Regions from separate parts of the Homo sapiens genome. Here all the other regions are linked to region 3. Evidence: chromatin loops called from intact Hi-C (ENCODE). Cell type or tissue: mammary epithelial cell. All regions are shown on one strand.

Region 1 (8,000 bases), 190 kb before region 3:
AGGTACACAGGTATTCCTTGGACAGAACAAAAAACAAACAAGCCGTTCTGCTCTACCTCTGATAGAAGGGAAGTGGTTATCCATGTGAAGCAAAGATTGAGAAGAAAAGCTTTGAGATGTCCTGTGCGTGTGTTGACTGCTAAACCCCAGGAACATAAAATGACAAGAGAAATGGGCAAGAGACAGAGATTTAATTGAATAAAAACTCCAGGCTGTGACACGGGTGGGAAGACACAAACGAGTAATTAACAACATAATATTTTAAATGACAGTGCAATTAATTAACGTCCTGGGTAAGCGCAGAGGGGGAGGAGGGCGTCTTTCAGCCCGGAAACACTGCTAAATAAAGGAGAAGGGAACTTTTCATGTTTTTTAAAAAAACCTATGTGCAAATGGCCCTGGTTATCACAACTTCATCAAAGCTCACAGCAACAACCCGAGAGGTTTCTCCGGCCAGAGAAAGCCAACAAATGGATCAACTTTGTATTTCATTTTCTTCTTCTCTGTGAGGGAAGAGATACTGGGCTAGATAATGAAGTTGGCAGATGTTCAGGTTTCATTCATGATTCAGGCTGAGGAGTAGTCTACCTTGAGGGTGCTGGGGATGAGGCTGCAGGAGATAAAAGCCTCCCTGGGGTGGGCTCCCAAGCCTGTAGGAATTGACCCAGACTGCTAGAGCAGCAGCGGTTGCAGTTGGCCAGGGTGGTGTGGGGCTGGCTAGAATCTGTTCAGGACATGATTTTCTGAAACCACTGGGATGTTCACTCATGGGAGATAGCTGCTTGGATATAAGAGGAATGTCTCAGATGAGCAATACTATTGTGATTCACATTGATCACACTCCCTTCTCCAAGAGGTTAGAATGGGTTATACTCACCTGCCTAAGGGTTTAACGATGACAGCTGGACATGAATTTTGAGTTCACTTCCAGAAGGACCTTCTCACACTAATTTCTGGACTCCTTATGACCCAGGGAACTCAGTTGTCTCCTTTGTAATGGCAAGGCCTTCAGCATCTGTTCACTGACGGAAACGACTATCTTGATGGGGTCAGTCTAGAGTCAGAATCATAATGAAGTCTGTCACCTGCCAGGAATCTTGTCATGACCTTGGGTTTTTTCTCACTCTCAGGAGAACACCCAAATGTAGGACTACCAGACTAGGAAGGCCTGTCAATGACAAGATATCTGGGGAGAAAAGTCATCTTTACACATGAGTCCCTAGCCTAAGGCTCAGTACAGGGTGGAGTTTAGGTTTATCTACATTTACTTTTCTAAGCAGAAAATTCCTTTTGCCACAATATCCTGTTAACTCATGCCCAACCTGGTCATTTTTAGGGCTAGAAGATACTATGCAGCGTTCTATCAGCAGAGAAATCTGACAACTTGGTTTAAAATGAGGGATACTTTATTGGTCGCTGCTCCTCTACCATGTAGCATATATAAAGAATAAGACACAGGTGTGTGAACAGATTTTCTGTTCTTGATTTTCCACTGTTAAAAGAAGGGGTTCTTCAGCAGACTTGCCTCTTGCAAGTAGTACACACAGCTCAGGAAACTGGCACTGTGTCGCCACAAGTCGAAGTAGAAACTCACCTCCATGCGCTTACTGGGGTTATACAAACTGAGATTGAGCAAATCAACCTGGTTTTAGGGGTTGGTGGGAAGACCACTATTAACTCAACAGAAATGTGCTATTACAACACAGAATAGTTCAAACAATTTTTTTTTTCCTAAACTGAGTTTGGCCTAAGGTAAAGATCTAAAGGAAACAAGAAACCCTCACAACCACTGAAACAAACAACACTGAAGTACTTAGTAATTTATAGAACTAAAGTTTAAGATGAATATTGTCAAAGAGCCAAAGGGGCTGAAATAGGCTTACGCTGACTCGGTTTCAATCAAAAACATACTCTTCATAGAAAGATGGACTCAAACTGCTATTTGGATTTCAAAACTCCCCATTTGGAAAAGAACATTTAATCTAGGTTTTTCTTTAATCTGTTTAGGCATTTTAAACAGCAGCTTGATACTTCATGGAATTATAAAGCTATGTATAATGCAGAAATCATTCCAGAACATATGTTTCTCTCTTACTTTACAATCAAGATTATTTCTGAGGACAAAGATCCTGTTTTCAAACAAATGTGATCATTAACTGTGGCGCATCAGAAAACATATGGCGTGTTTAGTTTCGGCTGAACTGAATCATTCCTAAAGAAAGTGACTAAGTTCCCATGAGGAATCAAGACGTTTTCAATTCATGGGGAAAGCCAGCGAGGAAGGGGAGCGAGGAACCCTGCACATCAGCTGAAGGCTCACAAGCGCCTCAGAGGTCTTGTGATTTCAACACGGGACTGAGGGTCCCAGCGTGGTTTATGTCCTGCCAGCGAAGAGCTTCAAAGACTAGTAATTCACCTCACAAAGGCTCTTCCATGGATTCACCCCATTCCTGCAGGGCACTGAAAATGCAGCCGCAGTCCCACCACGCCTCCTCCTTTTCCAGGGTTGTGGAGCTTGCTGGAGACGCAGCATTTCAGAAACTCAATCCACCTCTTTCCAAAAAACTGTACCTTGTATTTTCTAGAACCAACTTCTGGGCTTTCCACCCTTTGTCTTTTCCTACTCTTTTTTTTTTTCCCTTTTCTTACCAGCAGACCCATAAAAAGTGAAAAACCACAAAAACATCACCTTGGGAGACACAAAAGACTAAGACAGATCTGACCACATGACAAGTGTCTCAGCTTTGACCTACACAGGAGCAGGTAAGACTCTGGAGTGACGGACGGCTGCCGCTGCTGCCGCCACTGCGACTGCACAACACTGTTTAGACGGTTGAACAAGTGCAAAGAGAACATTGCTGAGTCCCATTTGTGTTATTTGGCTGCACATCTCATGGTGTTGGAGGTGGTTTCGGAGATGGGCACGAGCTCTCACTGTCGAAGCTAGCAGCTCGGCCCTGCCACTGCAAAGAGGAGAACAATCTGTTTATTAATTGCTAAAGGAATTTACATTTCAACTTGCAAAACTGAACTGGCCCAATGCACTGAATTCACCTTTCCTAGCTTCTCATAAGCTTTCTTGAATTTTGCTGTCAGCCATGCAAAAACATAAGGGAAACAGCTTAGAGCTTCTAGTTTGGAATACCTGATTTTCAAAAAGACCTACTGCAGAGATAATTAAAGCTTTCTTAACTCTCTCTCTCTCTCTCTCTCTCTCTCTGTGTGTGTGTGTGTGTGTGTGTGTGTGTGAGAATGAGGTGCTCTGACTGGGCCATTTCTGTGTGCTTCAGCCATTTTTCACACTGAAAATCATATTATGTTAGCAGCGAAAGAGGCAGTGTGCAGAATATGTCCTTACTGCCAAGAACCCATGGTCATGCATTATTAGCAATTTGTCTGGGAGCTGACAGTACAGCTAAAAATCTGATACTGCTTTAGCTTTGAGCTGTCTCCTTTGTTTTTCATTCTTCCTATGGGCATTTGCACCTGACTTGTGGAGAGGTAGAGGTGTGAGCAGACCCTTCTGGGCTTCTGCAACCCCTTTCTCCTCCCCAGTTCTCCTAGGTCACAGACTGCCTCCTATCAGCCTGACTCTAACCCTTCTGTGAAAGGGGTGATGTAATGAGGCGTAATGGAGTGAAGGACAGGGCTGAGGCTGGGTGGACTTGAACCATTCAATCCTTCTTTAACCAGTCATCGCTGCAGCAGTCATAACCCCAGCAATATTTACTGAGCAAAGATCTGACCCCATGAATATTCTTGACCTGCCTGGGGGCTTTATGTTAATAACTTCAAAGTGAGTCAGTGTCCACTGCTCACCCATCCTTGGAGTGGGCTGAAGAGACCCAGTACTGTCCTGGGTGTCTGCAGGACAGAGCTCCAGAGTTAAGAGGTAGGTAGGTGGTCAAGATGGCCTTCCTGACCTGGAAGTGCAGCCCCTTCTGCTTCTCATGAGCGTTGAGGGTCTCCACTATGGAGTGAGGGGGCTGAGTAGAAGCTGCTACTATGCATCATGCATACATGGAGGTTTGGGGTCGGGGGAGGATGTGGTTCTCCCTCAATACAGCCATTCCTAGAAGGGCCGAGCCACCTGAGGAATAGATCACTTTCTATCCAGCATCACCTGCGGAGTAGATGGGAAACCCATGAAGTTCAGGAAGGACCCAGACCTACTAAACTACCTTAATGCTTTCAATTCTAAGGAAAGCTTCTGTTACCCTTCTCTGGGCTCGGTTCTTCATGGGCTTCTTAGGACTCCCTGTTCAGGCCAGCTGAAGATCTTTATGACTAACCAAAGGCCAGACAATCAGGTACCGATGACCACCATTATGTGACCTAGACCTAAGCAATCTTAGCATGTCAGCACTGGAGGCAGGCTTGGAAGCTGATCCAGTCTAACCTTCTTGTTCTCGCAAATAAGAAAACAAAGACAGAGAAGTCAAGACACAGCTAGCTAGGGGCAGAGCCAGAACCCGAAACCAGGTCTCCTAACACCCAACCAAGTGTTCTTTCCACTCCATCCTGCTGCTATCTCAGCATCTGGCCACACTAGGGGAAGAAGGAGACAAAAGGTAATAAGCAACCTAACGTCTTTGGGTCCACACCAGGTACTTACTCCTAACTCCAGGTGGCAGTCTCTCTGCTTGCAGCATCCACGTGAATGAAATCACAACCGAGGGTTTCCCTGGTGAAATATTTTAGATAAATAAATGCCTGGTTGTTGAGGCCACTGTGGCTTCTGACTCAAGTGTTTCTTAACCAGAAGGTGACAACACATGATTACTAATGCTCTTATTTAACAGACCTTCATTTTAGGAGTTCTACTTTTCTGTTACAACCTTTACTGTTGGTGAAAGGTACATTATAATCACTGGCTTCTTCCCTGAGTAAGCATGCCACTTAAACAACCTGACTGATAGGCCAGGTCAGAGGAGAAAACATAAAAGGACTACACAGAGTGTCTTTCTTCCTTTATGTAACAGCCCAAAGAGTAGTAGCAGGGAGCATAACTGTTTATCTAGAACAAATGAAGAAGGAACACTGGCTCCCCTGCTAGTCTGAGTTTTCCTATGAAGATAAACAAAGGGAGGAGATGGGGTTTGTGGACAATGGAAAGGCGAATGATTCCAGGAGGCTTACAGTGGCTCTGAAATGGCAGCATACCTGTCCCCAGCACACAGGGAGATTATTGTTTCAGAATGCCTGTGTTCCAGTAAGGTCTTTTGTTGCTCTGAAATGGGTCACGTTCCAACAGAGATTTAACATCTCTGGCAGATGATCTGAACCCGGCCCCCGTAATAAAATGCCTTGGAGAAGAGCGCTGGTCAACTCTGTGTGTGGTAACAATGATGACACATGGCTCTGGGCTGAGAGGGAAGGGGGCTGGTGCTGCAGCTGGGAAAGGCCACTTGTGATGGCTCAATGAATTTTTATTTATGAAAGAATCCCAGCAGGGAAAGACACCTTTTCAGTTAATTTGTTCCCCTCAGCCTTATTTTGAGCCCCAAACAAGTGAGCAAGTATAATGCCCTCTGTTCTCATTAATAAAAAAGAAATGATCACAGCACTTGAAAATCCCTTAAGAAAGGTTCAAGATAAATACAGAGGGCTTTGCGGATATGATGCCATTTATCTTCCCAGGAGCTGGAGGAGATTTCTTTATGATTATACAAATGGGAGATACAAGTTTCAGGAGCAAAGTTCTTGCTCAATATCCAGAACGGGAACGAAAAGAAGGCAGGATGTGAGCTCTGAGGATGAGCGGGAGGATTGCCTCCAAGCACAATGCATCGCGTGGACACAAGGTGCTTACTTAATGTCAGCCCTGTGGGGGTTTACATGCATTTTAATAAAGATATTTAAACTGTGGGCGCTAAATGTGTCAGTGACAATTTTAAATAAACGTGAACTATGGAAATCCCAGGTTGCTGAGACGAGTGTCATTTTTAGCTTCTTGATATAGAGAATGATCAGCTGAGCAGAAAATGGCAGGATCGTGCGTGGGGGAGGGGGCATTCCTGGGAGCTTGGCCTGCAAGGTCAGGAAAAAAGTAAACCCAAAGGATATCAATTTATTCTCTTTTTGTTTTCCATATACTGTTACTTTCCCATTACTGTCTCATCAAATATTCATTTTCAAGGGCTTGATTCTATTTTATCTTTCTTTTGTAGTCTGAACCAGTGAGTTAGAGTTCTCAAAGAAACAGGGACTTGGAATCAATTATTTGGCTTAATTAGGTTATATTCATCATGAAGGAGAGTGATTCTGGGGCCAAGTCCTGGCCCATCTGTGGTACTCAACACCCCACCCCCAGCTGTAGCCGCTGCTCTGTCACTTTCCATTTTCCACAGGCAGGCCCAGCCTGGTAACAGGGATGGGTTATTGCGGATTGAAGATTAGAAAGGCAGTCACAGCACAAGATGGGGGCTCACGGGCCCAGCCATTGCTTAGGGTCAGAGTTTCCTAGAAAAGCAAAGATGGGAAGGGCTTATCCCCTCATTTTACCAAGGAACCCAAAGACCAGAGTGGGGCAGTGAGTTTTCTTTTCTTTTTTTTTTTTGAGATGGAGTCTCGCTCTGTTGTCCAGGCTGGAGTGCAGTGGTGCGATCTCAGCTCACTGCAAGCTCCGCCTCCCGGGTTCACGCCATTCTCCTGCCTCAGCCTCCAGAGTAGCTGGGACTACAGGTGCCCGCTACCACACCTGGCTAATTTTTTGTATTTTTAGTAGAGACGGGGTTTCACCGTGTTAGCCAGGACGGTCTCAATCTCCTGACCTCATGATCCATCCACCTCGGCCTCCCAAAGTGCTGGGATTACAGGCATGAGCCACTATGCCTGGCTGGGCAGTGAGTTTTCTAAGGCCCTACAGCCGACCAGAGGCCTCTTAGCTCTCATTCCATGCCCTCCCCCTAAGCCACCCTAAACAGTTTAGTATACTTGTTCTATTCTTAAATATCTCCAAAGGAAGATAAGTGGGGGAGGAGGGGTGGTGGGGTGGATGGGGCTGTCATGACCTCTCCCTGGGTTGAACCAACACAGCCTTCAGTGAGGTGCTGGATGCTGTCTGCAGGTTGTCTAGCGTTCTGCCCAGCAGTGCCTCCTGTATTGTGGGCTCCTCACCCACACTCTGCAGAAAGGTCTTTCTGGAAAAGAGGGGCAGGGGCTCCCCTGGGGGAGCTGAGAGATGAGGGACTGGCCTCACTCATTAAAGCTCCACAGCTATGGGACAATCAAGGCACCCACAAGACAGAAATATGAAGCCTCAACTGCCAGAAACTTTGCTTCTTTTTATCTCTTGATGCTGCCCCAAAGGTCACAGGGCAGGAGCTGCACAGAGCACATGCTGCCTGTCTAGGGAGGTGATTCAATTAGCCTGTCCTCCATCCCCCAACAACTGAGGTCCTTATCACCTATGTTTCCATGGGTCCAATCCCCTTGGCTCTCAGGCTCTCCTGAGACACCTCAGCCTGCCAGAAACAGGTGGAAATGGGCTTGTCCTCCATGAGAGGGCAGGGAGCCGGCAGGTTCTATGGGTTTGCAGACCTGACTTCTCTGCATCATAGAGTGTGGGGAGGGGATGACTCTGTTTTGAAGGTGACTCCAATTTTAAGCCGAGGGGCCATGCAGTGAAAGGGATAAAGCTTTATTTTGTATTAGTAGAATTTCCAATTTATACAGCTCTCTAGACTTGTTAGGTTTGAAGCCTGTTAAGATGACAGAATATTCATCCAGCTTTCTAGGATACAGACCGAGGTATGAGATATTGTGAGTGAGGTTTAAGCCTTGTTTGGTCACCCACACTTCCAATCCATTTGAGAAAAAGCAGGCCTGGGGACCACCACGGTGATAGAATACAGGATCCTAAGTCGGTGGGATTCAGCGGAGGGTGGAGAAGTTTGCAGATATTACTCAAAGGGATATTTTCTTTGCAGTTGAGGGAGAAGTGACAGGGTCAAGATTATACAGCAAGTCAGGAGGGGCCAAGATTGCAGCCCAAGTCT
Region 2 (8,000 bases), 450 kb before region 3:
TTAAAGCCTATCTGACTCTAAAGCCCTTGTTTTTGTTGTCATGTTTTGTTTTGTTTTTGAGATGGAGTCTCGCTCTGTCACCCAGGCTGGTGTGCAGTGGCGCAATCTCAGCTCACTGCAACCTCCACCTCCCAGGTTCAAGCGATTCTCCTGCCTCAGCCTCCCCAGTAGCTGGGACTACAGGCACCCGCCACCACGCCCAGCTAATTTTTAGTAGAGACAGGGTTTCACCATGTTGGCCAGGATGGTCTCGATCTCTTGACCTCGTGATCCGCCAGCTTTGGCCTCCCAAAGTGCTGGGATTACAGGTGTGAGCCACTGCGCCTGGCCTGTTGTCATGTTTTTTAGAGACAGCATCTTGCTCTGTCATACAGGCTGGGTGCAGTGGTGCCATTATAGCTCACTGCAGCCTCAAATTCCTGGCAAAGCCCATGTTTTTTAACCTTTATATTATCTGTATATGTATTTGAATAATATGACAGTATGAATAAATATGTTAAGGGCAACTACCACTTGTGATAATGTAAACAAAGTACCTGGAAGTGCCCAATAAATGTTAGTTTTTGTTCTTCAATGCATGAAACAGGCAAAGCTCAGACAAGTACTGGAGAGGCAACAGCAAATTAAAGAATTAAGTGGCCAGAAATAATTTTTTGAATCACACTGTTAACAGTGGGAAAATCTCTATAGTGGAAAAGCTGCAAAGTTTTAAAAGATTCTCTCTGAAATAGTTTTTATATATTATTTCAGAGAGGTTATATATTAAGGAGCAGAATTCTAAAATCCTGTCTTCACCTTGCTCTTTACAAAATTTCTAGTCTGGGAAAGCCAGAAATAAATCAATGAATACTGGAAGCTATTATGGGAACCAAGTAACTTCCTGAAGTGAATTACTCTAAACTTAACGAACCATTCTTCCAATCTTAGGGCTAAATGTCATCTAAAGCCAAGAGAAATTTTTACCTGATTTAGGACTTCGGAGTTTTACACTCTAAAAGAAAAAAAGAAAGGAAAAGTGAAAGAAGAATATGTATACAAATTATACAAACTCAAAGCAAAAAATGGCATTTTTGAACTTATATGTAATATAGCTGTAGAGATAATTATGAAATGTAGACCCTATTTTTCCTAATTTGTAAGTGTGCTGAATTATGAAATGGCATCTTTCACTCTTACACTGATTTTTATATCCCATGGCAATTAGTCCTAAATTGATCCCCTTCTGACTTATTTCTGTCCCACCTGAAACATTTCCCTGAAAATTTAATTAGAGGTAAGTTGCGGAAATTGAAGTTACTTCATAACATTGGAAGAGTGACTGTTCTTTCCTCTGGGAGTTGTTAAAGTAAATATATGTGCCTATTATTAATGACAATAATAATTACTAGTACATTAGAATTATAATTTAAAAGGCAGAGAATATTTGCCTATCAGCATTGCAATTGTAGGTACTTTAAAATGTTTAATTATTTTTCTGATCTCTCAAATTTTAAGAGAATTGGTTCACAGACTATACAGAAATGCATAACATTTTTAGATACACTTCTATTTTTCCTCCAGAAGCAGGACACACCTACTTTCAATAATTATTTTCTATTTAATCCACAAACCCCTCCCACCCCCATCTCTGACTTTACCATCAACCACACTATTCCAAAAGGTTTATCTTAAGTAATATGCACACCTGTCATTCTCTATAACATATTATCACAGCAAACATGATATAGCCTACCAAATGACTACAGTGAACAAGCTTCCTACTTAAGTATGAAACATTTATTTTTGCCTTAACTATCCTTCAAGAATCAGCTCAAATGTTTCCTCTTTCACTAAATCTTCCTTGATCACTTCCAACCTGGAGGCATCTCCTACACTTGAAATTCTTTATCTTTCATATGACATTGATCACATTTGCTTTGTTATAATAAATATAGGCAAAAATAAAGATTTGTACACATCCTATATCTCTACTACTAGACAAGAAGCTTCTTACAGGCAAGAATTGTGTCTTATACATCCTTTTTATCCCAACATCCTCTAGCACATTGTTCTATATTTAGTATGTGCTTAGGATTTATTGAATGATGGGTGTTAAAAATACAAGGAGTAGAACTGTAGTCTATTGAATCTAAATGAGTAGAGTCATTAAAAAATTATTGACCTTGCTTGGTCTAAGTATCACAGAGTCATCAAATTTCTTTGGTTCAGATGTTCCACCCCATTCCAGTGATGTTCCAATTTTTACCTTCACAGCTGAGGATAAGGATTTGGGAACATTTGGTGAGAATTCTCCTGGAAGAAAGTGAATATAGTTCGGTTCTTAAGAATAGTATTCTTTTAGACATCAAATGTTGCTCAGCAAATAATACATAAAACATTGAAAGGACCTGAGAAGTAATCTAGTTAATTCACACTTCATTTTATTTTTTGAGACAGGGTCTTGCTCTGTCACCCAGACTGGAGTGCAGTGGCACAATCATGGCTTACTGCAGCCCCCAACTCCTGGGCTCAAGTGATCCTCTCACCTCCACCATCCAAATAGTTGGGACTACACATGCATGCTGCTATTGCTCTGCTAAATTAAAAAAAAAAAATTAGAGATGAGGTCTCACTATGTTGCGCAGGCTAGTCTTGAACTCCTGGCCTCAATGAACTCCTCAAACTCAAGGCTCACACATCAGCTTCCCAAAGTGCTGGAATTAAAGGCATGAGCCACCATGCCCATCCCACACTTTATTTTATACTTACTGAACTGTACTCACCAGCTTCCTCAACCACAATAAATGATTCAGGTGTCCATACAGGAAGTGGAGGGGGGATTTCATCATCTATCCTTGGAGCAGTTGCTATCCAAAATGTCAAAAATATTGTAACAATTGTTAATTAGAACAATCCAAAGGAAATTCTTATATTCTAATATTAAATATAAATTTACCATAATTTATATTTAAATTCCGTTGAAGCAACATTATCAGTAAAGTTGACACTTGTTCATTCAAGGAAAAAGCAAAATAAATTCTCTTAAGGTACAAACCCAGGAGGTTTTTGCTTATTCTTTAACATTTATTGTTTTAAAAGCTCAAAAGTAGGGCTGGGCGCGGTGGCTCACGCCTGTAATCCCAGCACTTTCGGAGGCCGAGGCGGGCAGATCACAAGGTCAGGAGATCGAAACCATCCTGGCTAACGTGGTGAAACCGTGTCTCTACTAAAAACACAAAACATTAGCCGGGCGTGGTGGCGGGCCCCTGTAGTCCCAGCTACTCGGGAGGCTGAGGTGGGAGAATGGCGTGAACCCGGAAGGCAGAGCTTGCAGTGAGCCGAGATTGCACCACTGCATTCCAGCCTGGGTGGCAGCAGGACACTCCGTCTCAAAAAATAATAATAATAATAAATAAATAAAAGCTCAAAAACATTTTGATTGAGTCACGGTGTATCAGTTAACATAAAATATTATATTAATTTTGGAAGCTTTGAATTAACTTTTACATAACTCCTTTTGTTTTACATAGACTATATAATAAAACATTATAAAGTGCTTTGACGTGTAAAAGGTTCAGTTATACATTAGGTAAAATCATAAAGATTTCAGTATCTCTTCATTCTATACAAAATTCAAGAATATGGGTATTTTTCCATTTTACAAAACAACAGTATAGGATAGTCTTCTGTATTTCTATACAAACATTCAGTTTTTATTAAACATTTTAAATGGTATTACAAGAAACTGCCACCAGATGGCACATGACGATATTGTTACAATCCCTGAAAATAAGGGTATGTTTTTATTAATTAATTTTTTTTTGAGACGGAGTCTCGCTCTGTTTTTTAATGATGCAGATGCTCAGAGAAGTTTAAGGTATAAGAAAAGAAAATACATTTAAATGTTTAAAAATGTATAAAATAATCTAATCACAGAAGGAACATCTTAGATCCAGATAAGATATTTTTGCAACAAAGCTACAAATGATCTACACAACTATTTATTAAGAAACTCTACAATAAATAATGTTATAGAGCAAAAGTTTTCTCCACCTCCTATCTATGTAGAATGTGCTTTACAAATTATTTGATGATATACCTAAGGGAGTTAAACTTGTTCATTGCTTTCCCTCATCATCTTCCACATCAAATTATTGTCATCATCTCTAACAGGGTGCTCATTTCTACTTTCAAACTAATCAGTAAAACAGAACAATATGCATTATATGCAAAAATACAGAATTATAAAAGAGACAAAACATGAAAGTAAAGGTATACATATGATAAAATTTTTACACAAAATACTAAACATGTATTGTCATCTACGAGATTACTACAAAAGAGCAAGAAATCAGGTTCTCCCCTTCCAAATCCTGCAGGAAGATAATTCAATTTTTAGCAATATGTTCAACTCATTTTAGCCACATAATTGTGCAACAAAAAATCTGGGTGCTATTGATCAAATTTTTTTCTGCTCTTCCTTTGGAAGCTGCTTCTATATGTTAAGAGTAAATTCTGAAGCTAGGTGTGGTGGCTTGCACCTGTAATCCCAGCACTTTGGGAGGCCAAGGTGGGAGGATTGCTTGAGGCCAGATTTTCAAGACCAGGCTGGGCAACATAGCAAGACCCCATTTCTAAAAAAAAAAAAAATTAGCCAGGCATGGTGGCGTGTCCCTGTGGTCCCAGCTACTTGGGAGGCTGAGGTGGGAGGATTGGTTGAGCCCAGGACATCAAGGCTGCAATGAGCAATGTCCACACCACTGCACTCCAGCATGGGCAACATAGTGAGATTCTGTTTCAAAAAATATTTTTAAAAAACAGTATATTGTGAGCCTTTGATATACATTTCTAGAAATGAGGCGTGCCTTCTTTAGAAGCACTCCTGCTGGTACAGATCCTGTACCAGATCTTGATTGCCTCCATTGTTGCCTGTTTCATGGAATATTATGTTTGATGTTGCTATTTTCAACTTATTACAGCATTAAAACACTCCTGGAATGTATTTATTTGAGGAGTAGCAGGAAGAAGAAAGAGAAGGAAGCAGGCTAGGCGTGGTGGCTCATGCCTGTAATCTCAGCACTTTGGGAGGCCGAGGCAGGCAGATCACGAAGTCAAGAGATCAAGACCATCCTGGCCAACATGGTGAAACTCCATCTCTGCTAAAAATACAAAAATTAGCCGGGCGTGGTGGCGCGCGCCTGTAATCCCAGCTACTCAGGAGGCTGAGGCAGGAGAATTGCTTGAACTCTGGAGGCGGAAGTTGCATTGAGCCAAGATTGCACCACTGCACTCCAGCCTGGGTGACAGAGCGAGACTCCATCTCAAAAAAAAAAAAGAAAAAAAAGAGAAAAAAGAAAGAAAGAGAAGAAGCAGAGGAGAAGAGGGAAGAGGAGAAGAAACCAACTATTCTATAGAAACAAAATGAAATCTAAAATTCTATGCAAACTTTAAAAAATAACTTACCTAGTACAGCTGACTCCTGGTTCAATAGTGAGGAAATATTGGTTGGAGAATTCAGTGATAAAGAATCATGTGAATTGTAATAAGAGAAGAGGGATGTAGAGGATGTTGGCAACAGAGAAGAAGGAAAAACAGTTCCATCTTGCTTCTCAGGTAAATCAAGAGACATCTTAGAACTGGTACCACTTGGAGGCCATGATGAAAAATAAGGATTTTCCACTAAAGGTATGTAAGAATATACACCAAGAGCACTAGAGTCATGGTGCTTTACATTAGAGGCATTACGTATTTGGTGTTTAGAGTCATATGGCAGTGAATAATTCAGTTCTGCTGAAGAAACATGCATTACTTTTTGAGCCTGCATCTCTACAAAACAAGAATCATGTGGTTGAGATTCCAAATAAGAAAAGTTTTCCTTGCTGTCCACCTCCTTGGTTTCTCTCTGCTGTATCAATTCAAAAGGAGTTGATTTGGTCCGTGTTATTGGCACCTTTGAATTAAAATATCTTCCTGCTGCATTTACAGGTTTAGAATTAGAACATCCCTCAAACAAAAGAGAGCCCAAATCCAAACTTTGATGCTTCTGAAGAGGCTCCCCAACTATTGGAAATGCCTTTGTCTGCCATTTCATGGTTGTGTCAGCATTTTTGTCAAAACTGTAATTTAGCTCCAGAAAGTCAAAAGAAGTGCTTGATTTAGCAGGGTGCAAAACTAGCTCTTCTTTTGCACTTATTTCAGAAGTCCTAAAGTCAAAGGAAGAAGATTCTTTGATTTCCATTTTTGTCCTTTGTTGGTTCATCATTTTTGCTGCTTTTGTGGTACTAAAACAAAAAGAAAGCGTAATGATGACACCATACCCCAAACAGGCCGCTTCCTAGCATCACAATGATGTATAAGCATGAGATTCATCTCCCAGACACAATTAGTCAACATTTAGATATATAAAATTGTACTCACCTTTTTGGTAAATTAGGAGAATAAGAGTCTGCTTGGAGAGTGTGATTTTTCTCAGGAATACAATGCTTTGCTTGACTCTTTAAAAGAAATAAGTCAGAGGCTGGTTTTCAGTGAAGCAATGTCAATAAGATATTTTAATATTTAGAAGGCTGAAAAGTAATTTTTCAGGAAATAAAAAGATTTAAAATAATTCATGAAAGAGTTAGATTAGCTTCCAAAATATTGAACTCAGCAAGAACTCGTTCATATACTGAGATGGCCAGAATAAAGGATTAATAGTATTATAGAAACTAGAAAGGATTTGTGTATATCATCATCTTTTCAAATGTGGGAGTTTTAAAAATGTTCTTTGGTGGGTAACTTTAGTCTCAAAAACACTCTGCCTTTAGAAATTTCAGCATCTCAGCCCTTTACAGGTACTTATTAGGTCTCTGGACCTATTTCATCTTGTTCTACTCTTTTCCTCCTCACTATGCTCTAGGTATACTGGTTTTCTTGCCATTACTTTAGCATGCCAAACTTATTTCCAAGTCAAGGCTTTTACACTTACTATTCCCCCTGATTAATATATTTTTGCTCCAAATTTTGCATGGCTGGCTCCTTCTAAGTAATTAGATCTCTGCTTAACTGTCATCTGCATAAGGAAACCTTCCCTGACCACCCAACCTAAAATCACATTTCTTCCCCTGTCCAGCCATGCTCAATCTTCTTCTTTTTTAAGAGACAGGGCCTCGCTGTATTGCCCAGTCTGGCCTCAAACTTCTGGGCTCAAGCAGTCCTCCTACCTCAGCCTCCCAAGTAGCTGGGACACTACAGGTGTGTACCACAGTGCCTGGCCTCAATCTTTTTTTTTTTTTTTGAATTAAGTTAGGGTCTTATTCTGTTACCCAGGCTGGAGTGCAGTGGCACAAACATGGCTCACTGCGGTGTTGACCTCCTGGGTTCAAGTCCTCCTCTCACCTCAGCTTCCCAATCCTTATTTTTTATAGCAATTATCATATTATGAAATATGTTATTGTGGTTCATAGAATCTTAAAATATAATTGATTATAAAATATATCTTCATTTCAGAGATGTTAAAATCCATTTTGAACATCTCAGTTGATGCAGAAAAAGCGTTTGACAAAATTCATGTTAAAATCACTTAACAAAATAGGAATATAAGGAAATGTTCTCAACATGATAGAGGCCATATATGAAAACCCATAACTAACATCATATTCATACATGAAAGACTTAAACTTTCCCCTAAGATCAAAAACAAGACAAGAATGCCAACTTTTACCACTTCTATTCAACATAGTACTAAAGTTCTAGCCAAAGTAATTTTTTTAATTAATTTTGTTCTTAGGCAAGAAAAAAAAAAGCATTCAAATTGGAAAAAAAGGCTGCGCACAGTGGCTCACGCCTGTAATCCCAGCACTTTGGGAGGCCAAGGTGAGTGGATCCCTTGAGGTCAGGAGTTTGAAACCAGCCTGGCCAACATGGTGAAAGCCCGTCTCTATTAAAAATATAAAAATTAGCCGGGCATGTGGTGCACACCTGTAATCCCACCTATTCGGGAGGCTGAAGCAGGAGACTTGCTTGAGCCCAGGAGGCGGAGG
Region 3 (8,000 bases):
AATACAAGGAAAAATAGACAGTCTGAATAGGCCTATATCTATTAAAGAAATTGAGTCAATAATTATTAGCCTTCCAAAACAGAAAGCATCTGGTGCAGATGGTTTTACTCATGAATTCTACCAGACATTTTAAAGGAGAAATGATACCAATTCTGAACAATCTCTTTCAGAAGATAGAAGCAGAGGGAATACTTCCTAACTCAATCTATGAGGCCAGCATCACCCTAACACCAAAACTAGATAAAGACATTGCAAAACCAGAAAACTACATATCAATATCTCTATGAATATAAATGCAAAAATCTTCAACAAAATATCAACAAATTAATTCCAACAATGTATAAAAATAATTATACACCACAACCAAGTGGGATTTATCCCAGGTATACAGGCTGGTTCAACATTCAAAAATCAATTAATGTAATCCATTGTATCAACAGGTTAAAGAAGAAAAATTACACGATCTTATCAGTAGATGTAAAAAAAGCATTTGAAAAAACCCAAACCAATTCATGATAAACCTCTCAGCAAACTAAGAATAAAGGGGAATTGCCTCAACTTGATAAAAAAAAAAATCTACAAAAAGCCCTATAGCTAACATCATACTTAACGGTGACAACTAGAAGCTTTCCAAATAAGATAAAGAACAAGGCAAGGATGTTTCCTCTCACTATTCATTTTCAACATTGTATTTGAAGTCCTAGCTAGGGCAAGGAATTGATTCACAAGTGGTGGCACGCACTTCTAGTCCCAGTTACTTGGGAGGCTGAGGCGAGAGGCTCATTTGAGCCCTGGATATTGAGGCTTCAAGGCTTCAGTGAGCTACGATGGTGCCACTGCATTCCCTCTGGGGTGATAGAGCAAGAACCTGTCTCTACCAAAAAGAAAAAGAAAAGAAAAAAGTGGGCCACAGACCTTAACAGATGCCTCACCAAAGAACACATACAGATAGCAAATAAGCATATAAAACAATGCTCCACATTATATGTTATTGGGAAATGTAAATTAAAACAATGAAATACCACTACATACCTATTACAATGGCCAAAACCCAGAACACTGACAACACTGAGCGCTGGTGAGGATGTGGAGCAAAAGGACCTCTCATTCATTGCTGGTGGGAATGGGAAATGGTACAGCCACTTTAGAAGACAGTTTCGTACAAACTAAACATAATCCTCCCATACAATCCAGCAATCATGCTTCTTGGTATTTACTTGAAGGAGTTGAAAACTTATGTCCACACAAAATCCCGCACACAGATGTAGATAGCAGCTTTATTTGCAGTTGTCAAAAGCTGTCCTTCAGTAGGTGAGTGGATAAATAGACTGTGGTACATCGAGAAAATGAAATATTATTCAAGGCTAAAAATAAATGAGCTATCAAGTCATGAAAAGACATGGGTAAATTTAAATGTATATGACTAAGTGAAAGAAGTCAATCTGAAAAGACTACACATACTGTACATTTCCAACTATATAACAGTCTGGAAAAGACAAAACTATGGAAACAGTTAAAAAAAAGTGGTTGCTAGGGGTTACAGGGAGGGAGGGATGAATAGGTGGAGCACAGATAATTTTTAGGGCTGCGAAACTATTCTCTACGATATTATAATGGTGGATACATGTCATTATGCATTTGTCCAAACCCATAGAATGTACAACACCAAGAGTAAACTCTAATGTAAACTATGAACACTAGGTGATAACGATATGACAGTGTACTCTGGTGTACTCTGTATAGGGTGTACTCTGGTGGGGGATGTTGATAATGGGGGAGGCTGTGCATGTTTCGGGGAAGAAGGTATGGGATATTTCTGAGCCTTCCTCTCAGTCTTGCTGTGAACCTAAAACTACTCTTTAAAAAACTAGTCTTAAAATTAAAAAACAGGCCAGGTGCGGTGGTTCACACCTATAATCCCAGCATTTTGGGAGGCCAAGGAGGGTGTTTTAGTCTGTTCTCGCGCTGCTGATAAAGACATACCCGAGACTGGGTAATTTATAAAGAAAAAGAGGTTTAATGGACTCACAGATCCACGTGGCTAGGGAGGCCTCACAGTCATGGCAGAAGGTGAAAGGCACATCTTATATGGCAGCAGGAAAGAGAAAATGAGAGCCAAGCAAAAGGGGAAACCCCTTATAAAACCATCAGCTCTTGTGAGACTTATTCACTACCACGAGAACAGTATGGGGGAAACCGCCCCCATGATTCAATTATCTCCCACAACACGTGGGGATTATGGAAGCTACAATTCAAGGTGAGATTTGGGTGGGGACACAGCCAAACCACATCTCGGGGGTTGCAAGAATAGCCTGAGCCCAGGAGTTTGAGACCAGCCTGGGCAACATGGCAAAACCCCATCTCTACAAAAAATTAGCCAGGTGTGGTGGCATGCGCCTGTAGTCCCAGCTACTCAGGAGGCTGAAGTGGGAGGATCACATGAGCCCAGGGAGTTGGAGGATCACCTGAGCCTGGGGAGGTGAAGGCTGCAGTGAGCTGTGATCCCACCACTGCACTCCAGCCTTGACAACAGAGCAAGGCACCATGTCAAAAAACAAAGTGTGCCCAGGTCACACACACAAAAAAAACTGCACTGCCTCTGCCAGAAAGACATCAACTGTAACAATAATCTGATGATAATGATGATAGTAACAAGTAATAAACAGGTAAATAAGGGCAGCTACAGAGAGCAGAGTGCAAGGTAGAAGTGCTTAGGCCCTAATTTAGGCAGACCTGCCTCCACCACTGACACTGTGACCTCAGGCAAGTTCCTTAACTTCTCTCAGCTGCAGAGTCCTTGTCTGCATAGGGTAATAGTGAGGATAATAGGACCCCTCTTGCAAGTTTGTTTTGAGAGTTAGAAATAATATATGTAACATGCAGGACACAATCCCTGACAAATATTAGGTATTCAATCATGATAGCTCTAAAGCCGAAGTCGTAACTCTGAACTACTTCATACTTTTAGAGTTACCTACATTTGGATAGCAAAAATTTGTTGTTGTTGTTGTTGTTGTTGTTATTGTTGTTTTTAATGGCAGATCAAACAGCTGGTTGCTAGCCAGGACGATGGGAGAGAGTTCAAAACCGAGTACTGCTGGGAGGGTTGACAGTCCCTTGCAACTAAGGCCTTGGGACTCAAATGAGTGCTGGAGCTCCCCCTGCAGGCAGAGTTGGGTGTGTGTTAGTAGGATGTGGGTACAGCGTAAATGAGCCACACAGAGCCGGCTTAAAACCCAGCATGCTTCTCTGCTTGGTTTGTGTTTTTCTATTAAAAAAATAGTATTACTTATTCAGCCAGATTTGCACAACATTTGCTAAAATTACTATATTTACTATACTTATATCACTATATTTGATTAGATGGCACATGATTTAGAACGAGTTTTTTTAAATGCCAATTCTATGAGCTAAATAGCTAGCTTTCTCATTAACCTTGGGTATTAATCAGTGCTTTTTTTTTTTTTTTTTACCCATTTCTTGGCTTATCAGAACCCAGTTTTCCATCTCTCAAAACCACTTGCATTATTTCTATGTCACAAGTATGGAACAAGCATTTATTGAACACTAACTCTGTACAAAAACATTACACTAAAAGCTCAGGAGAACACAAAGAATATGGACGGATTCCTACCCGCTAAGACCTTTTAATGTAGTTGTGAAGACAAAATATACACATATGAAATGGTGAAGTCACGAGCAAGAAAATGATGACATGTGGGCTTGTCCATGCTAGGGCGCATATTCCACACAACTCTCCACCCCATTCCCAATACTTAGCACAGTTTATGGCACAGCATAGGGACTTAACAGGCATTTAGTGAAAAACTAAATAGCATGATGATGACAGAGAACAGGGAACAAATACTGAATGACTATAAGAGAAAACCACACTTTTCTGCCTCATTTTTCTCCTTAACATTTGCAACCTTCTAACACACTGTCATTTATTTCATCATTTGTCTCCCCTCTTTAAATGTGAGTGTTCTGAGCAGAGAGTTTGCCTGTTTTATTCACTGCATATCCACAGAACATAGGTTTGTGTCTGGAACATCATGGTCACCCAATATGTGTGTGTGTGTATATATATATATACACACACACGTATATATATACACACACACACACACACGCGTATATATATACACGTATATATACATACACACACATATATATATACACGTGTACATATATTGAGTGAATGAGTGAATAAATGAATATTTCAGCCATAATTTCTTAAGTATTTATACATAAGTGATATTGAGATTCCTGAAATCTTGTGGAATTTCAGTGTCAGGATTAACCACAGGATGAAATACCAAAAATGTACCGGGTGTTTGTTACAGCTTTGTTTATAATAATGACAAATTGGAAACAATTTAAAAGAAAAGAATGGCTATATTTAATATTACACCTCTATAATGGAATCTCTATAATGGAATGGCACATCTGTATAATGGAATATCATAATTCCATTAAATATAGCAACATCAATCTATATGCTTTTGGAAAGGTTGCTTTTTTTCAGAACAATTGTGGGGGGCTAGAACAGAAAAAAGTCTGGAGGGATTTACACAGAATGTTATCACCAGGTGGCAGAATTAAGAGTGGAATTTTCATTTCCTTCTTTAAGCCTTTTCATATTGTCTGATTTTTTAAAATAATAATGATATGCATGCATTATTTTAAAATCAGAAGAAAATAAAGGTATCTTTATTTTTGAAAAGACATTGTCTGGGGCTTCTGTCTTGCAACCATGCTGGGAGTGTGGAACGACCTGCCTGGGTTCCGATGTGGTCCTGTGCTCATCACCTTCCCACACCTGCTGCCCTGCACCATTCCCAGGGGCTCCTCTGTGACATAAATTTTAGTTGACCATAACTGATCCAGCTAGTCTGGGATTATCAATTTCAGATGGTGGTCAAATTTAACAGCTAGTGGTTATTACAGAGGGCTACCTTTCCATCTTTCTTCTTGATGAAGACTGCCCTGGATTGCCAACTAAACTTTCATCAGTGATAGCCTGTGAACCATTGTCTAAAGTCCTGACAGCAAGGTTCTGTGCCCCTATCTTCCACCCCTAAGGGATCAACTAGAGAGGCCCATCACTGTGTTGATAAGAGGAGAGTTAGAGAGAAGCTTTGGCAAGGATGAGTATGTCTTGGAAGTCACAGTAATTAGGGGTTGGAGGGAAACAAACCATATTCCCCTTACCAGGGGCTGTGCTGGTAACATTAAGTGTCTTGCAGGCTTATGGTAAAAGTTCCAAACAACAACTCCTTCATGCTGGTTCTGGTTTAATTACCAACATTTGGAACTAGAGGTGAAACTAGGTATTCTCCTTTAGAGGAGAATAGTGTATAGTGTTTGCTGGTCCAGAGATCTGAGATGGTGCAGCCAGTGGGAAGGAGGAATAGCATGGACTTTTGCAGTCAAGTTATTGACTTTGAAAAAGGTCTTAAATTTTCTGAACTTAGTTCTTTCATCCACAAAATTGTGTTATTGATATATACTTTACATCATTTTAATGAATACAGGAGATTATGTAAGATTATAAAATCCTAACTAGTGCATGGCACACAGTAGGCATTAAGCAAATGTTAATTCTTCTATCAATGTCTATTATGGCTATTAAGAAAAGGGGAGAGGGACAAGATATTGAGATCCCACTAAGTGCCAGGCACTCTCCTGAATCCTGTGCTTACATCATGTTCTCACAACTCGGTATTACTGTGCAAATACCCACTGCACAGATGAGGCCCACAACAGCTAAGTGACTTGCCCAAGATCACGGCAACATGTGACAGAGCTGGTGTTCGAGTCCAAATCTGTCTGCTCCCAAATCCCATTTCTATAAACTATATTTAAGTTGTTCTACTTAGAATAAATTGTATGAGGTCCCGTTATTTTCTGGAGGGAGAAGTGCCAACCCTCTAAGTAGGTGTGGTCAAAGTCCAATTTTACATTAGCCATGAAGTTCTCTCCCATTATTCAGCTGGGGACTGAATATAAGTAAATAATGCTTGATAATAACAGTAGCTCACATTTTTTGACAACTTACTATGTATCAGGCCAAGTGCATTAGACTATAGGATTCTCATTTCATTTTCAAGAAGTCCAAGAAGTGGGCATTATTATTATCCTCATTTTACAAATGAGAAAACGGACATACAATGAAGCTAAGTAACGTGTCCAAACAGCAGAGCCCGGTTTGAGCGACTCGCCACTGAACTACCCACCACCCTGGAAAGATGCATCTTGAGGCAAGGAGCTGGTAGCCAGCCATGCAGTTCTCCCTCTGAATTCCTCTAGGAACTAAGCAGCACCTGTTCACAAGGTCCCAGGGGTGCCCATTCTCAGAGGTCTGTTCTCACTCCTCACCTTCTGAGACCCAGAGGTGGTGGTGAAAGCCCCTAACCTGTGAGGAAGAGGCTCATCCCTAGGTTTGGCCTTACAAAGACAGCAAAGGGCCAGGTCATTGGGAGCCTCTGAACTTGGGGTCAAGGCAAGCAGCAGGCTCAGAGGCCAAGGAAGGGAGCCCAGCAGGGGAGGCTGCAGGAAAAAGAATTTGATTGAGGCAAGATTTATTCACATGCTCTAAAGGAACATTTCTTAAACTTTCTGCGACCATGACTCACCAAGCAACACTGTTACATGTGGAGTAGCTATGCAGATTTTCTTCCACCAAAAGAAAAATCATTGTCAGATTAAGAAAAGACACAAACAAAAATAATACATATGGGCGACAGGAAACTTTATAAGTTAAATTTCACAACATGAAGAAAAGATTTTATAAAACTACATTTCAGTATTTTCCACTATTGTACAGTATAAAATGGTTATTTGTTATAAAATATGATTTATTTTTGCAAAGGCTCACAGCACACAGGACAGCTTTTCAGAGAACATCAGCATTCTGATAGTGTTGTTTAAGAAATGCAGCTTGTAAGTGAATAAGCAACAAGCCCTTGATCTTAGGTCTATACACACTAGCCACCTGGTTCTGATGCAGGACAGGCAAGCCCCAAAATTGGGGCTTAGCCCAAGGTTTTTGGCCCCATCCAGGAAAGAATTCAAAGGTGAGCTGGTGGTGTTAAACAGCAGCTTTTATTGAAGCAGCAGTGTATAGCAGCAGCAGCGAAGCAGGACTACCCCACAGGCAGTGTGTCCAGAGTAGCAGCTCAGAGGCAGTTCTGCCATCATTTTCGTACCCACTTTCAATTATATGCAAAGTAAGAGGCAGTTTATGCAGAAATTTCTAGGATGAGGGTAGTAGCCTCTGTGGAGTTGTCACCACAGCAAGGGGTGATAACTTTCAGGTGTTGCCATGGCAATGGTAAGCTGACATGGCATACTGGTTTTCATGTCTTATGGAGAAGTGCTTCCACACTGCACCTGTTTTAGGTAGTCCTCAATTTGGTCCTGTGTCTGAGCCCCACCTCCAGAGTCTAGTCCCACCTGCTACCTCAGTTCTGCCCAAATGACAGTGAATATTAACTTAAAGGTCCGAGACTTGTTAAAGCAGTGCTAGGTCCCTAAAACAGAGGCCTTCAATTTTTTAAAAAATCATATAACCGTAGCAGCAAAAATGTTGAACATACACTCCAATATAGTGTATTTACTTATCTATATTATTATCTTATTATATTGATGCATTTCTATTATTAGCCAATGTCTCAAGGCTTCATATACACTTAGGATGAGGTTTATCACAAATGCCAATGGAAGTAAAGGCACTGTCCCCTTGATAACTTCTAAACTTGTTTTTGTCAACATCTTGTCTGATCTGATTAGATTGTTATGGTTTCTAACCTCATGATATGTCTGACAATGAGCTTCTTTTGAATTAGGGACAGTGCCATTTTCTTGTTGTTTATTTGCATTTGCATTGTGGGTGTTATCATCACACTCCTTTCTTTGTAGAGCTCTTCTTAAGCCACTCTGTTTTGTGAGGATTTGTTTAGTTAAGACTAAATAATCCAATTTGCCCATCCTCTCAA

What was found. Hi-C counts contacts between places; a loop is a spot of excess contacts. Peaks named below come from ENCODE experiments on the same cell type or tissue, not always from the same donor. Only the 100,000 strongest peaks of a DNase experiment are listed, where the experiment ranks them.
Region 1: a loop joins it to region 3, with 19 times the contacts of the local background. A loop is called at or near these places in 14 of 110 quality-filtered maps.
Region 2: a loop joins it to region 3, with 7 times the contacts of the local background. A loop is called at or near these places in 61 of 110 quality-filtered maps.

Annotation. Positions count from the first base shown.
Region 1 is chr1:114,089,120-114,097,119 of GRCh38, forward strand. SYT6 (synaptotagmin 6) reads right to left here. Exons shown (of 8, transcript NM_001253772.2): 7 at 4,616-4,684; 8 at 173-2,963. The coding sequence ends at 4,667. Among named protein-coding and RNA genes, the nearest start is that of SYT6, 61 kb to the right of the region's middle. RefSeq lists an enhancer at 2,752-3,253. In mammary epithelial cell, a CTCF peak has its summit at 4,628 (motif pointing right); a DNase peak (open chromatin) is centred at 4,742; H3K27ac peaks cover 475 bases.
Region 2 is chr1:113,832,148-113,840,147 of GRCh38, forward strand. It overlaps PTPN22 (protein tyrosine phosphatase non-receptor type 22), which reads right to left. Exons shown (of 21, transcript NM_015967.8): 12 at 6,397-6,473; 13 at 5,443-6,260; 14 at 2,763-2,846; 15 at 2,162-2,292; 16 at 964-991. The region is part of intron 3 of AP4B1-AS1 (AP4B1 antisense RNA 1); the gene reads left to right. Among named protein-coding and RNA genes, the nearest start is that of AP4B1-AS1, 24 kb to the left of the region's middle. In mammary epithelial cell, a CTCF peak has its summit at 3,736 (motif pointing right); a DNase peak (open chromatin) is centred at 2,804; H3K27ac peaks cover 333 bases.
Region 3 is chr1:114,279,836-114,287,835 of GRCh38, forward strand. No RefSeq gene overlaps it. Among named protein-coding and RNA genes, the nearest start is that of SYT6, 130 kb to the left of the region's middle. In mammary epithelial cell, CTCF peaks have their summits at 3,171 (motif pointing left) and 6,532; a DNase peak (open chromatin) is centred at 3,156.